Regions from separate parts of the Homo sapiens genome. Here region 2 is linked to region 1. A link is an interaction called in ENCODE POLR2A ChIA-PET data of the cell type or tissue named here. Cell type or tissue: GM12878. All regions are shown on one strand. Each heading gives the region's core, and the rest is flanking DNA. Links, peaks and the distances in the headings are about the cores only.

The links. ChIA-PET counts read pairs that join two places held together with the same protein. Peaks named below come from ENCODE experiments on the same cell type or tissue, not always from the same donor. Only the 100,000 strongest peaks of a DNase experiment are listed, where the experiment ranks them.
Region 2: POLR2A ChIA-PET joins it to region 1 with 22 read pairs; 29 of 35 experiments call an interaction of 5 or more read pairs at or near these places.

The regions. Positions count from the first base shown.
Region 1 is chr15:65,776,690-65,785,927 of GRCh38, reverse strand. The region is part of intron 1 of DENND4A (DENN domain containing 4A); the gene reads left to right. Among named protein-coding and RNA genes, the nearest start is that of DENND4A, 11 kb to the left of the region's middle. RefSeq lists a silencer at 6,265-6,324 and an enhancer at 8,573-8,622. In GM12878, for the core only: no CTCF peak of the experiment used is centred there; no DNase peak of the experiment used is centred there; H3K27ac peaks cover 141 bases.
Region 2 is chr15:65,831,788-65,836,955 of GRCh38, reverse strand. The region is part of intron 1 of LOC105370866 (a long non-coding RNA gene); the gene reads right to left. Among named protein-coding and RNA genes, the nearest start is that of TRQ-CTG1-4, 35 kb to the left of the region's middle. RefSeq lists enhancers at 2,417-3,147, 3,880-4,610. In GM12878, for the core only: no CTCF peak of the experiment used is centred there; a DNase peak (open chromatin) is centred at 2,901; H3K4me3 peaks cover 386 bases; H3K27ac peaks cover 642 bases.

The DNA of each region.
Region 1 (9,238 bases), core at 3,963-6,462:
TTTTAGGTATTTTCAGGATAGTTACAAATGTTAGGAAAACTTATTTTTATTTGGCTTTTGAAGTTTCCAGATTTCTTGAACAGTGACCAATATGGACCCAAGTTACTGTAATTTTGTCCTATAGTATATATTGTTGATAGTGAGCTTTCCAATGTACTTTCTCCAAGTATGTTTAGTTATGCTCCTTTTCTGAGACCATGAGGAAGTGTTTCAGTGTTTCAGAATTCAATGTGATAACTATTATATACGTAGTTATTTTTTATTAAATATATATCTGAAGCAAAAATGAAAAATGTTAATGCTTTATATATGAGTATGTGAGTGTATACTACATTTTTCGGTAATTTTATTTTTAAAACTTTTCAAAAATAAAAATGTCTCGTACAAAACAATATAACAACAAAAAGAATTTAATAATTTTTTTTTTTTTTTTTTTTAGAGACAGGATGTTGCTCTGTCACCCAGGTTGGAGCGCGGTGATGTGATCATGGCTCACTGCAACCTCAACCCCTTGGGCTCAAATGATCCTCCTACCACAGCCTCCCGAGTAGCTGGTACTACAGGCACATGTCACCATTCCTGGCTAATTTTTTTTTTTTTTTCTTGTAGAGACTAGGTTTTGCCATGTTGCCCAGGCTGGTCTCAAACTATGTGCCTGCCTTGGCCCCCCAAAGTGCTGGAATTATAATCGTGAGCCACCATGCCCAGCCTTTATAAATTTCTGATCTTTGTATTTCGGCTTTCATTTAGAAACAAAAAAAATATTTACCACTACAAAAGCCATGTGGATTTTTTTTTTTTTGAGACAGAGTCTCGTTCTGTCACCCAGGCTGGAGTGCAGTGGTGGCTCACTGCAACCTCCGCCTCCCAGGTTCAAGCAATTCCCAAGTAGCTGGGACTACAGGCATACACCACCATGCCTTGCTAATTTTTGTATTTTTTGTTAGAGGTGGGGTTTCACCATCTTGGTCAGGCTGGTCTTAAACTCCTGACCTAAAGTGATCTGCCCGCCTCAGGCTCCCAAAGTGCTGGGATTACAGGCATGAGACACCATTGCCCGGCCCAGGTGGAATTTTTATTAATATAATTAGTACCACAGTTTTGCTTTAGTCCCAAATTTGAGTGGCCTCCTCCTGCTTGGAGGAGGGCTTTCTGCTCCTGTAGTTCTTACCAATTAAGGAATCAAAATGTGCACATAAAAAAATGACTTATAGGCACTTACACATACAGTATTATAAATGGTTCATCAATGTTGAGATTATTTTGCACAATACTACCTGTATTTCTGTTTTTGTCCAACCCACTATACATGCCTTAAAGGACTAAAATCAGATTGGTTAAGGCAACAACTTCCCCATATTTTTATTTAATTTGAATAAATGTTTTCTTATAAAATATGTTTAGATTTACAGAAAAGTTACAGGGAGTTAAGGTATACCTTGCACCCAGTTTCCCCTATTTTTTTTTTTTTGTAAGAAATGGGGGTCTCGTCATGTTGCCAGTGTCTGACATTTCAATGTTAAATTTGTCACCGTTAAGGAACCAATGTTGGTACATTACTACTAACTAAAATTCATTTATTTGGATTTTGTTAGTTTTTACCTAAGGTTCTTTTTTGGTTCCAGGATCCTATCCAGAATACGACAATACATTTAGTTGACATCTTCCCTTAGCCTATCTGGGCTGTGATGGCATTTCAGACTTTCCTTGTTTTTGATGACTTTGATGGTTTTGAGGAGTATTGGTCAGGGATTTTGTAGAATGTCCCTCAGTTTGGGTTTGTCTGATGTTTTCTTCATGGTTAGACTGGGATTATGGGTTTGGGGGAGGAGAGTCACAGAGATAAAGTGCCGCTCTCATTGCATCATATCAAGGGGAAATACTATCAGTACGGCTTATCACTGATATTGTTAACCTCGGTCACCAGGCTGAGCTAGTGTTTGCCAGGTTTCTTTACTGTATTGTTTTCCCGTACTCGTCTTTTTGGAAACAAGTCATTAATTGTAGACCACACTCAGTAGGTCTGTTTTCTTAAAGGGGAGCTGTCTATAAAATTATTTGGAATTCTTCTGCTATGGATAGTCTTTTTTTCTTCTCCGTTTATATATTTATTCAATCATTTATTTATATATGTATGGACTCATAGATGGTTATTTTATACTTGGGGTCATAATCCTATACTACTTTATTTATTTTGTTGCTCAAATTTTTCTACCAACAGGACATACTCCATTGTTTTGTTTTTTGAGTACTTCCTTACTTTCTGGCACTAGAAGAAGTTCCAGACTCATCTTGTATATTTCCTGCCCCAGCCCTAGAATCAGCCATTTTTCCAAGGATCCCTGGTTCTATTTTTTGGTGAATCATGTTAGAAACCAAGATCTGGTTACTCAGTGTGCTCATTGCTGTTGGAATATCATGACTTCTAGGCCTTTTCAGTGTATAGACCTGGAAAATATATGTATGTATACACATATATAACTATTATCTGTATCTATATTGAGGTAAACATGAGTTCATACTGATGACTTTGACTATCAGTACTATATAGTTCATTCTGGCTTTACTCTGCTATCTATTACCTCCCTCTCCAAAAGTGAGAAATCTGGCTCACGCCATCTGACATCTATTAACTTATTTGTTCAGTCCCATCGTCCATGTACAGCACTTTTAGAATTGTTAACCTGTATCTCCATGAGAAATGCCTTTACCAAAAAAGAACAGTGCTTATATACAGTTCTTTTTGTTGTTAGAGTTTCCAGTTTCAAGTTTCCCAAAGTTACTTAAATCAAACCTTTTCCCCTGACATCTGTATTTTAATTTTATTTTTAATAAATTGATCTAAATTACATGGTAATTATATATAAAGCTTATAAAAAATTTCCCTTGCCCAACTAAAGATCTTTAGCTTTAGATGTGTTTTTTTTTCCTCCTGACTTTTGTGACCAAAAAAAAAAAAAAGATCCCTTCCATCAGTAGTATTTCCTGAGGTTTAGTCAGAATAGCACTGCTTCATTTGGTTGTTAGTTGACATCTTTACATTTGGACTAAGAATTATTATTGCTTCAGATATTTTTAGTGGTACATATTGATAAATGCTCTTTGATAGAGCATTAAGATTACTGCAACTAAACAAATATGTAATAATATTTGAAAGCTTAAAATGTACCTGTATTCTTGTGGTAACTTTGTATGTTTTAGCTAATTTAACTCCCCCAAGAAGTCTATGAGGTAAATAATTATTTTGCCCATTTATTTTTATTTTATTTTTTTGTTTTCAGGGTATGTGTATGTGTGTATGTGTGTGTGTTATTTTGCCCATTTTAAAGTTGAAGAAGTTAAGACACAGAGATGTTAAACAACTTGTCCGAGGTCACATTGCTAGTAAATGACAAAGCTGCAGTTTGCAACCAGTCTGATTGTGGAGCCTGCACTCTTAATCACTTTGGCATATTATCTTTAAATAAATAAGAAAAGTTCGAAGAGTAGTAAGGGTAATGAAGGAAGTAAAACAGGGTGATCTGAGAGAATGAACGAAAGAGGGTCCTTAGAGTACTTCTTGGGGAAGCCGTCTCTTGGGAGATTGACGCTGGACAAGCAAGAAGGAGCCAGAAATGTGAAGAGCTGAGTGAGGAAAGAGGAATATCAAGTGCAAAGCCTTGCAATGCAAAGGGTCCTGGGATGTTTGAGAGCAGAAAGGCACCTGATGTGGCTAGGTGTAGTGAACAAGGGTGAAAACAGTCTATGAGGGCCTGTAACACTTACTATATGTGAGGTCCCGTGTAGTACATTGTTTAGTATTCACAGTCACCTACTATCTCAGTTTTGCAGATGAGAAAATAGAGTTGTCTGTATCAATGACAAGGGCCCTTGTGGGGCCCTAAAATCCTTTTTCTCTTATTTACTCTTTATCCCACTGTAGTTTAATTTCTACTTTTTCATATCACTAAACTTGCTCTTGTAAAGTAACCAGTGACAATAATACTTTCTCAAGAAACTCTGTCCCATTACTTCCACTATGCCATCCCCTTTTGTGTATTCTCTGCCTGTCCCATAAACAGTGGTGTTTCTGAGTTGGCCAGTTGCTCTTCTCAGCCTTCACATTGTTCTAAGTTACAGTTATCCCTATAGTTTCAGTTACCATGTATCTACCCATTACTCCCCAGGCCATTTTTTCCAGCATCAGTATCTTTCCAAAGCATCAGATTAGATTATTTTATTTATCGCCTTCACTTCATCTCTTCTTGTCCAAACTGGACTTTATTTACCTATCTATAGTTTTTCTTTCAAAGACATCATGGACTACTGTTGACTTCATCAACCAAGGAAGAAACTTTGGAATCATTCATGATTTCTTCCATCTCCCTCTCTCTCTCTCATTCCTTACATCCATTTATTTACTGAATTCTGCTGGATTTATCTCCTAAATATTTTTTGAATCAGTCACTTCCCCAGCATCCTTGTTCCAACTTCTGCGTTATTAGGAACTATTTCCTTACTTTTTCGTAGTTTTCCTGTCTTCGGTTTTATCTCCTTGAGATTCACCTTCTCAGAATTGCCAGAATGGTATGTTTGAAACATAAACCTGAAAATTCTTTACTGACTCCCCATTGTCAACATGATAAGGTTTTAGTATGTCATTAAAACTCTCCATGACTTGGCTTCTACCTGGTTCTCTAATCTTAACTCTAGTAATTTCTGCTTTCTACTTTCCACTCCAACTCTGCAGAGCTACTTTTTGAAGATTTGCTGAATATACGTACTATTTCTGGATTGTTGACCATTGCTTATGTAGTCCTTCTGCCTGGAATGCCTTTGTTTCCTCCTTCCTTTTTCTTTTTGCCTACCTAACTCCTTTACAACTTTTAGGACTCAGCTGGGCATTACTTTCTCTAGAACGCCTTCTCAGATCCATACTCTTGCCTGGATAATTGGGTCCCTCCCAGAATAATCTATTGGTAACTATGTTATAGCTCAAGCACCCAGACCAGACATGGCACTCAGTAAGAATTTATGGAATGAACTATAGTATTGGAGAAGCAGGATAAAGTAGTTGGTTCCAGACCCAGACTGTCTGGGATTGAAACGTGACTTTGCTGTTTGACTGTGTTAACTCTGTGTACCTCATTTTCTTCCCTGTAAATGGGGTTATTGATGCCTTCATAAGGTGTTTGTGAAGCTTAAGTTTGCTAGTGCAAGTAAAGTACTTAGAACAATGCCTATGACTAATAAATATTCAGTAAGTAAGCTATTATAACTATCGTTGCCCTTAAATATTTTAATTTATGTATCTTCTCCACCAGGCTATGAATTAGTGAATGAAAGAACAAACCAACTAATCCTGGGTTTTAAAATCAAAGACACAACCCTAGCTTTTGAAAATGTCATGGAAAGTTGACCATTAGTCTTTCTAGGAGGTCCAACATTTGGTGTCCTGTCACAAATTTGAAATTGGTGTTGATGATGATTAGTATTTCTTAATTGTACCACTTAATTAGTTGCTTATTTAAAATTCAGCATACTTTTCTTATTAATAGCACTGTTTAAACTCTAGGAATGCCCTTTACTTACTTTTAATCTTCATTTAATCTGTACTGTAGCATTTAACTAGCCTTTTCTCTTTTGGATTAAGGTGTGAGGGAGGTAGCTGTACTAAGACTATATTTTTTTATTCGGGCATAAATGAAAGCATGTTACAGAGAAAGGTTGAACAAGAGCACAGAATGGGCCTAGCGGGGTGGTGCACACCTGTAATCCCAACGCTTTGGGAGGCCAAGGCGTACGGATCTCTCGAGCCCGCAATATGTCATTAAAAATTATTGATACCTCTGCCTTCTTCCATTATTGTAAACAGTTACAATAAATCTTTACTTAAATTTTTTTTTTCCCTGCTAGGTGTGGTGGCTCATGCCTGTAATCCCAGTGCTTTGGGAGGCCAAGCAGGAGGATCACTTGAGCCCAGGAGTTTGAGACTGGCCTGGGCAACATAGCTAGACCCCATTTCTCCAAAAATAAATAAATAAATAAATAAAGTCCAGACACTGTGGCTCACGCCTGTAATCCCAGCCTGGCCAACATGGCAAAACCCCATCTCTACTAAAAATACAAAAATTAGCTGGGCATGGTGGTATATGCCTGTAATCCCAGCTACTTGGCAGACTGAGGCACAAGAATTGCTTGAACCTAGGAGGCAGAGGTTGCAGTGAGCTGAGATCGCACTACTGCACTCTAGCCTGGGTGACAGAGTGAGACTCTTTCTCGAAAACAAACGAAAAACACCACCTAGCTAGCCAGGCATGGTAGTGTTCCCCTGTAGAGGCTGAGGTGGGAGGATCACTTGAGCCCAGGAGTTTGAGGCAGCAGTGAGCTATGATTGTGCCACACACCCCAGCCTCAGCAACAGTTTCTTGTCTTTAAAAACAAAACAAACAAACAAACTAAAAAACAGCTTTTTTTTCCTTCTCTTTTTTTTTTTTTTTTGAGACAGAGTCTCACTCTATCTCCCAGGCTGGGGTGCAATCTCGGCTCACTGCAACCTCTGCCTCCCAGGTTCAAGCGATTCTCCTGCCTCAGCCTCCCGAGTAGCTGGGATTATAGGTGTGCACCACCATGCCTGGCTAATTTTTCTATTTTTAGTAGAGACGGGGTTTCACCATGTTGGCCAAGATGGTCTTGAACTCCTGATCCCAGACGATCCACGCGCCTCGGCCTCCCAAAGTGCTGGGATTACAGGTGTGAGCCACTGCGCCTGGCCTTTTTCCTTCTCTTGAATTTGTATCTTGAGATTAACAAAGGTTTTTTTTCCTTCTAATTTTTATTTATTTATTCTAGACATGTGGTCTCGCCATATTTCCCAGGTTGGCCTCAAATTCCTGGGCTCAAGCCGTCTTACTGTCTCTGCCTTCTGAGTGGCTGAAACTGTAGGCATGCACCACCTTATGGGGCCCTAAAATCCTTTTTATAGCAGTCAGTATTTAATTGCATGTTGGCCTCCTCTGAGCTGAAAGCAACATAGCCTTTTTTTTTTTTTTTTTGATGCGGAGTCTCGTTGTGTCACCCGGGCTGGAGTGCAGTGGCGTGATCTCAGCTCACTGCAACCTCTGCTTCCTGGGTTCAAGCGATTCTCCTGCCTCAGCCTCCTGAGTAGCTGGGATTACAGGCACGTGCCACCATGCCCAGATAATTTTGTATTTTTAGTAGAGACGGAGTTTCACTGTTAGCTAGGATGGTCTCGATCTCCTGACCTCGTGATCCGCCCGCCTCATCCTCTCAAAGTGCTGGGATTACAGGCATGAGCCACTGCATCTGGCCTGCAACATAACTTTTTATATGCACTAGGAAACCAAAAAATTCATGTGACTTCCTTTATTGTGATATTGGTTTTATCGTAGTGATGTGGAACCTAACCTGTAGTATTTCTGAGGTATAGCTGTAATGACTGTGGTACTGGGGAACGCTTTTTTTTTTTTTTTTTTAGGTCACTGTATTTTACCACTGAGTATTTTAGTTGAGGACTCTGAAATGTCATGTTTTTAAGATAAATGGGTGTAGATGGGTGGGGGAAACTATACAGTGTTACTTTGGCTTGTTAGATAAGACTGGCTGTTATCACCAGAGAAGAAAAACCTCACCCCCTTTTTGGTCAAAATTGTAGTAACTGATATTATTTTTCTTTAAAAAATAATTTGTTCAGATAAAGTCTAAGAAATTCCCTATTAATCTCTCATTTTTTCTGGACACCAGAACTTTGTAATAGAATTTTATTCATACTTACTCATAACTACACTGAAGTTGGATTTATAGAATATTGTTTGAAACTGCTGTTTGGTGAATATTTTTCATTTTATTGTGCTGAGGAATATCTGAAGATACCAGCTTAACAGCCTTTTTTTTTTGATACGGAGTCTCCCTCTGTCGCCCAGGCTGGAGTGCATTGGCCTGATCTCAGCTCACTGCGACCTCTGCCTCCGGGTTCAAGCGATTCTTCTGCCTCAGCCTTCCAGTAGCTGGGACTACAGGTGCATCCCACCATGCCCAGCTACCTTTTTATATTTTTATTTGAGACAGGGTTTCACCGTATTGGCCAGACTGGTCTCGAACTCCTGACCTTGTGATCTGCCCACTTTGGCCTCCCACAGTGTTGGGATTACAGGTGTGAGCCACTGTGCCCAGCCTAACAGCCATTTTTTTAAACAAAACTTTTTTTTGGCTTCCTTGATTAACTGATATTTTGCTTTTCTTTTTTGAGGTTTGTTTAATCAATTTTTTTGTTTGTGGCCCGGTGCAGTGGCTCACACCCATAATGCTAGTACTTTGGGAGGCCAAGGCAGGCAGGTCACTTGAGATCAGCAGTTCGAGGCCAGCCTGGCTAACATGACGAAACCCCATCTGTACTAAAAATACAAAAATTAGCCAGGCGTGGTGGTGCGTGCTTGTGATCCCAGCTACTTGGGAGGCTGAGGCTGGAGAATCGCTTGAACCTGGGAGGTGGAGGTTGCAGTGAGCTGAGATCGTGGCACTGCACCCCAGCCTGGTCAACAGAGTAAGACTCTGTCTTAAAAAAAAAAAAATTGTTTGTAATTTAAAAAATGTAAGCTGGCTTACCCAAAAAGGGAAATTAGTTCCCATTAGGCAAAGATGCTGGAGTTTTCACAGTACCCGATGATAGAAGTACAGCCAAGACTCATGAAGGGGAAGGGAAACCAGGAACTGGAAATTTATAACCCAGGCAGCTATTTTCTTTTTTTCTTTCTTTATTTTGAGACAGCGTCTTACTCTGTCGCCCAGGCTGGAGTGCAGTGGTGCTATCTCAGCTCACTGCATCCTCCGCTTCCCGGGTTCAAGTGATTCTCCTGCCTCAGCCTCCTGAGTAGCTGGGATTACAGGCACATGCCACCATGGCTGGCTCATTTTTGTATTTTTAGTAGAGATGGGGTTTCACCGTGTTGTCCAGGCTGGCCTCGAACTCCTGGCCTCAAGTGATCCTCCTGCCTCGTCCTTCCAACTTGCTGGGATTACAGGCCACCGTGCCCAGCCCCATGCAGCTATTTTCTTACTACCCTGGGGTAGCATGATTTCTCTGAGTCTTCCTGCTTTTCCACTTCATTTTTCTTACTTTGCATGTTGTCTTTCACCACTGCACGTGGATGGACATGTCTTCTAACTCTTAAATTCATATATTCGCTCATGGTTCTGTGATTTCATTCTGAACCTCTGGGAGAAAATTGAGTCTGAGGCA
Region 2 (5,168 bases), core at 1,479-3,978, 54 kb before region 1:
TGTTTTTGTTGTTGTTTTTAAGCTGGCATGCCTCAGTCAACAGGGGGCATTGTTGTGCATGCCAAGATGGGAAAGTGGTTTTCCCACCTGAATTTCAATTCTACGGCCCTTCTGGCCAGGTGCAGTGGCTCACACCTGTAATCCCAGTACTTTGGGAGGCCGAGGCAGGCGAAATCACCTGAAGTTAACTCAAAATACAAAATTAACCAGATGTAGTGGTGCATGCCTATAGTCCCAGCTACTCTGGAGGCTGAGGCAGGAGAATTGCTGGAACCCCAGTGGCAGAGTTTGCAGTGAATCGAGATCGTGCCATTGCACTCCAGCCTGGGCGACAAGAGCAAAACTCAGTCTCAAAAAAAAAAAATAAATTAAATAAAATAAAATAAATTCTATGGTCCTTCTATTTTTCCTGGGCTTTTCTCAGATGACAGAGCTCTTATTTATAGGCACTAAAAGAAGGTAATTAAATAATTATAGGATGAAAGTATAAGCAAATGGATGTGCAGATGTCTGCTGAAATACTCTTGATGCCTGAGTAGCAAGCACTTTATAAACTCAGCCAGACAAAGGAGGAGATTGCAGGACAAAATCATTTATTCACAGCCATGTGGAAGCCATACATGAGATTCTCTGGTGGTAAAGACTGCAGTTGCTGTCTTCCAGAGAGAAGGTTTTGTTATGCAATTTTTTTTTTTTTCTGAGATGGAGTCTTACTCTGTCGCCCAGGCTGGAGTGCAGCGGCATGACCTTGGCTCACTGCAACCTCCACCTCCCGAGTTCCAGTTATTCTCCTGCCTGAGCCTCCCGAGTAGCTGAGATTACAGGTGTGTGCCACCATGCCTGGCTAATTTTTGTATTTTTAGTAGAGACAGGGTTTTACCATGCTCCCCAGGCTGGTCTCAAACTCCTGGCCTGAAGTGATTCTCCCACCTTGGCTTCCCAAAGTGCTGGGATTACAGGCGTAAACCACTGTGCCTGGCCTGTGTTCTCATCTGGAAAATCCAACTGATAGCCTTTGCCTTACCAGTGTTAAATCACGTTTAGCATAAAGCTGCCTCCTTACATATCTTAAGTTCAGCCTAAAGGTTTCTCTGTACATCATGAACTATAACCTAAATGGAGCTGTATACAGGCTGTAGTCTACTTTTGTGTCAATCATTGAGTTTTGGCCAGTCAAGGATGGCCAACTGTTCAAACGTGTTCAAATAAGGCAAACACCGAACTGTAACCCATCCAGCTGTTTCTCCTCCTCACTTCTTTTTTCTGTTTGTCATTTTCCTTTTTCTGGCCATAAATCTTCCACCATGTGGCTGCGCTGGAGTCTCTGAGCATACTCTGGCTCAGGAGGCTGCCCGATTCACAAATTGTTCTTTGCTCAATTAAACTCTTTTAAATTTAATTTGGCTACAGTTTTTCTTTTAACATCTGTTTCTCAGAATAAAAGTGAAAGATTCCAATGAAAACATTGAAAAAGTAAAAAGAGCTATGAATGTGACATCTTAATGCAACTGCAACAATTTGGCAACACAATTGGTAATCCAGGGTTGCCGGGTTTGTGAAAAGGTACACATCTCCTGGGCCTCTGCCTCTTCCAGATACTTACGGCCAGTTTTGTTGATAGAGTACACTTGTCAATGACTCTTTCCTCCCATCCAAGCTTCCATCCACCATACCTATCATAACAATACCATAAGGTAAACATTATTAAGCCCCAGTTACAGTTGTATGAAAAGTAGTACAGAGAGCTTAAGTGTCTTCTTTACAAGCTAATAACAAATATATATAGAAGAGCTGGGATCTGACCCCAGAACTCCAACACTAATCTCTGGTCTCCTATGTTTCTCTGTTATCTTTTAAAACACCAGTGTCTTGGCCGGGTGAGGTTGCTCACACCTATAATCCCAGCACTTTGGGAGGCCGAGGCGGGCACATTGCCTGAGCCCAGGAGTTCGAGACCAGCTTGAGCAACATGGTGAAACCCCATCTGTACTAAAAATACAAAAATTAGCCGGACATGGTGGCATTCACCTGTAGTCTTAGCTACTCAGCAGGCTGAAGTGGGAGGATAGCTTGAGCCCAGGAGATGACGGAGGTTGCAGTGAGCCATGATCGCACCACTGTACTCTATCCTGGGCAACACAGAGAGATCTTATTTCAAAAAAAAACAAACAATGAAACATTAGTGTCTCTAATACAGTAGTCACCAGCCACAAATGACTATTTGCATTTAAATTAATTAAAATTAAACTGGGCCGGGTGTGGTGGCTCATGCCTATAATCCTAGCACTTTGGGAGGCTGAAGTGAGTGGATCACTTGAAGTCAGGAGTTCAAGACCAGCCTGGCCAATATGGTGAAACCCCATCTCTACTGAAAATGCAAAAATTAGCCAGGTATGGTGGCATGCACATGTCATTCCAGCTATTAGGGAGGCTGAGGCACGAGAATTGCTTGAACCTGGGAAGCAAAGGTTGCAATGAGTCGAGGTCACGCCACTGCACTCTAGCCTGGGCGACAGAGTGAGACTCTGTCTCAAAAAAAATAAATAAACAAAAATTAAACTGGATAAAAACATCCTCGCTTTCCACATTGCAAGTATTCAGTACCCATGTGTAGCTACTATATCAGACAGCATGGATATACAACATTTCCATCATTGCAAAAAGTTGAAATGAACAGTGTTACTGGCACACTACTGTATGCATCAGTAAGACACAGACTGGTGAAATATTTACTTTTACCTGATTCTGCCCCTCTTTCATCCTTATTGTCTAATTCTGAATGTTTTCTCTAGTCCCTCCTTCAGTCTTCTACCTAAATGCATGCCTGGAACTGGCCTGCTGGCTCTGAAGGGCACCCAGCACACAGGGCAGACACGGGGATTTTGATGACAAAGATTGATGCTGGCACTTTGCCTGAGCCCAGGAGACAGCAGCTCTAAAGCAGTCTGCAGCAACAGCACCAGGGTGGGAAGTGAACACCCTCTTTCTGCACATTTGCTGTTTGTTCACCTGCTCTGTCAGAAGTAGACAGAGGCAGAAAGGAAAAAGGAAAGAAGTTAAGTGAGGAGAACGAGAGGAGTGGGGCTAAAGACACCAAAACTTGGTGATCGAATTGTCTTCTAGTTCTTCCAGGCACAAAAGCTTATTCTCTAAAACCATTAAGGAGATTTCATTTGCCATTCCTACAATGGAAGGAATTTAATAATCACTCACTCTCTTAAAGCACTCACCAAACATGGATTTAAATGATCCCGGGCCTAATGATATGTTAAACATCCACATCCTCCTGATGAAGAAGACCCTAGTATAAGTGTTGAAAAAATCAAGTGTTACCAAAAAAAAAAAAAAAAAAAAAAGCCATGAATGAACTGTCTCCTCACCTAGTCCTGTCAATATGTCCTCCTTCTGTCTTCATGCTATCCTGAATATTTAGAAGCCTCTGCTTTGATACTCACCCTTCTTAAGGGGTCCTTTATGCCCAGGGAAGTTATATGAGGACCCATGGAGGTTTCAGCACTCTTTCTGACATCTAGGCTACAAACTGTCCAACCCATCTAAATGTAACAACAGTTTTACCCACATTGCTTTTCTGGCTAACTTCTCTAGCTCTTTGTGTAATTTAGGAAGTAGCATCTTCAAAACATTATAAAACACTCCTTAAGTAATGTGTAGGTGCTCTTTTGCAAGGCCCTGCCTCGCTCATGTGAGTATTATTTTAAAATACTGCCTCTGGATTCCTGGTCTTCAGTTTGAAATTTTTGTAGCTGCTTCAGCACTTCCTTCCCAGAGAGGGCTTGTGGCCTTGCTCCAAACAACACCACAGGACTTCCGCTAAGTATCCGGTTTTGTTTTGGTTTCCTACAACTGAGCTGTCACTCTCTGAGTTGCTGTTTTCAGAGCCCGCTGGGAGGAAAACAGGAATGGGCCCCTGCGGCACCATGCACAGGGCCAAGGAGCTTGGAAACCACTTGAAGGAGCAGCTGGGTGAAAAGTGGCAGGCCGCTATGGGACTCCTCTCTCAGCCTATGAGGACATAGATGACATCGGAAACCTGTGCTTACAGTTTCTCAGGGGCCTGGCACTTTGCTCTGTTGTCCCAGTGACTCACATGATAATTTTCCAGGCCTTCAAACTAGGTCAACAGCTTTGTTTGCCCAGAGAGCTCCCCTGGGAGGCCATTCTAAGGAAAGCAGACTGAAAGGGGATGTTTGGCCAGGTGATTCTTTTTGCTGGCTTTTAGCCTGAGGAAACATGATCAGTATTCAGGCCAGGAGTTTGGAGAATTAAAAGCTGCCAGCATCTGGGCTAAACCAACATACGTCAGTATTATTAGTTAAATGTTAACCATACTGCTAATTGCAGCCCTCTCCTGGAAAGAATTGAACAGATGATTTGGGAAGGCCCTAAAACAAGATGTCCACTCCTTATAGATAAGAAAGACAGCAGCTTGTGCTACAAATCTAGTCATAGAAGCTTCCATTAACTGTGAGTGGGACCTGATCAATTTTTTTCTTTATTAAGCGATGTAGTCTGATTCAGTATTTCTCAAATTTGAGAAGTCACAGAGCCCCAAGAACATATCTGAAGACCTGTAGACCCCAGTTTTTTAAGTCGGAATTACAAGTTTTTCTTTTCTTTTTTTTTTTTTTTTTTTTGAGACAGAGTCTTGCTCTGTTGCCCAGGCTGGAGTGCAGTGGCATGATCTCAGCTCACTGCAAGCTCCGCCTCCCATGTTCACGCCATTCTCCTGCCTCAGTCTCCCGAGTAGCTGGGACTACAGGCACCCGCCACCACGCCCGGCTAATTTTTTGTATTTTTAGTAGAGACAGGGTTTCACCATGTTAACCAGGATGGTCTCAATCTCCTGACCTTGTAATCCGCCCGCCTCAGCCTCCCAAAGTGCTGGGATTACAGGCGTGAGCCACCGTGCCCAGCCCGGAATTACAAGTTTTTCATACCAGTATTATTCACAATGGCCAGAAAGTGAAAACAACCCAAATGTCCATTGACTGATTGGTGGATAAACAATGGGATACAATGGCAACGAAAAGGAATGAAGTGCTGGTACGTGCTACAACATGGATGAATATCGAAAACATGCTAAATGAAAGAAGCCAGACACAAAGACCACATGTCATATGATTCCAGTTATATAAAATGTCCAGAAT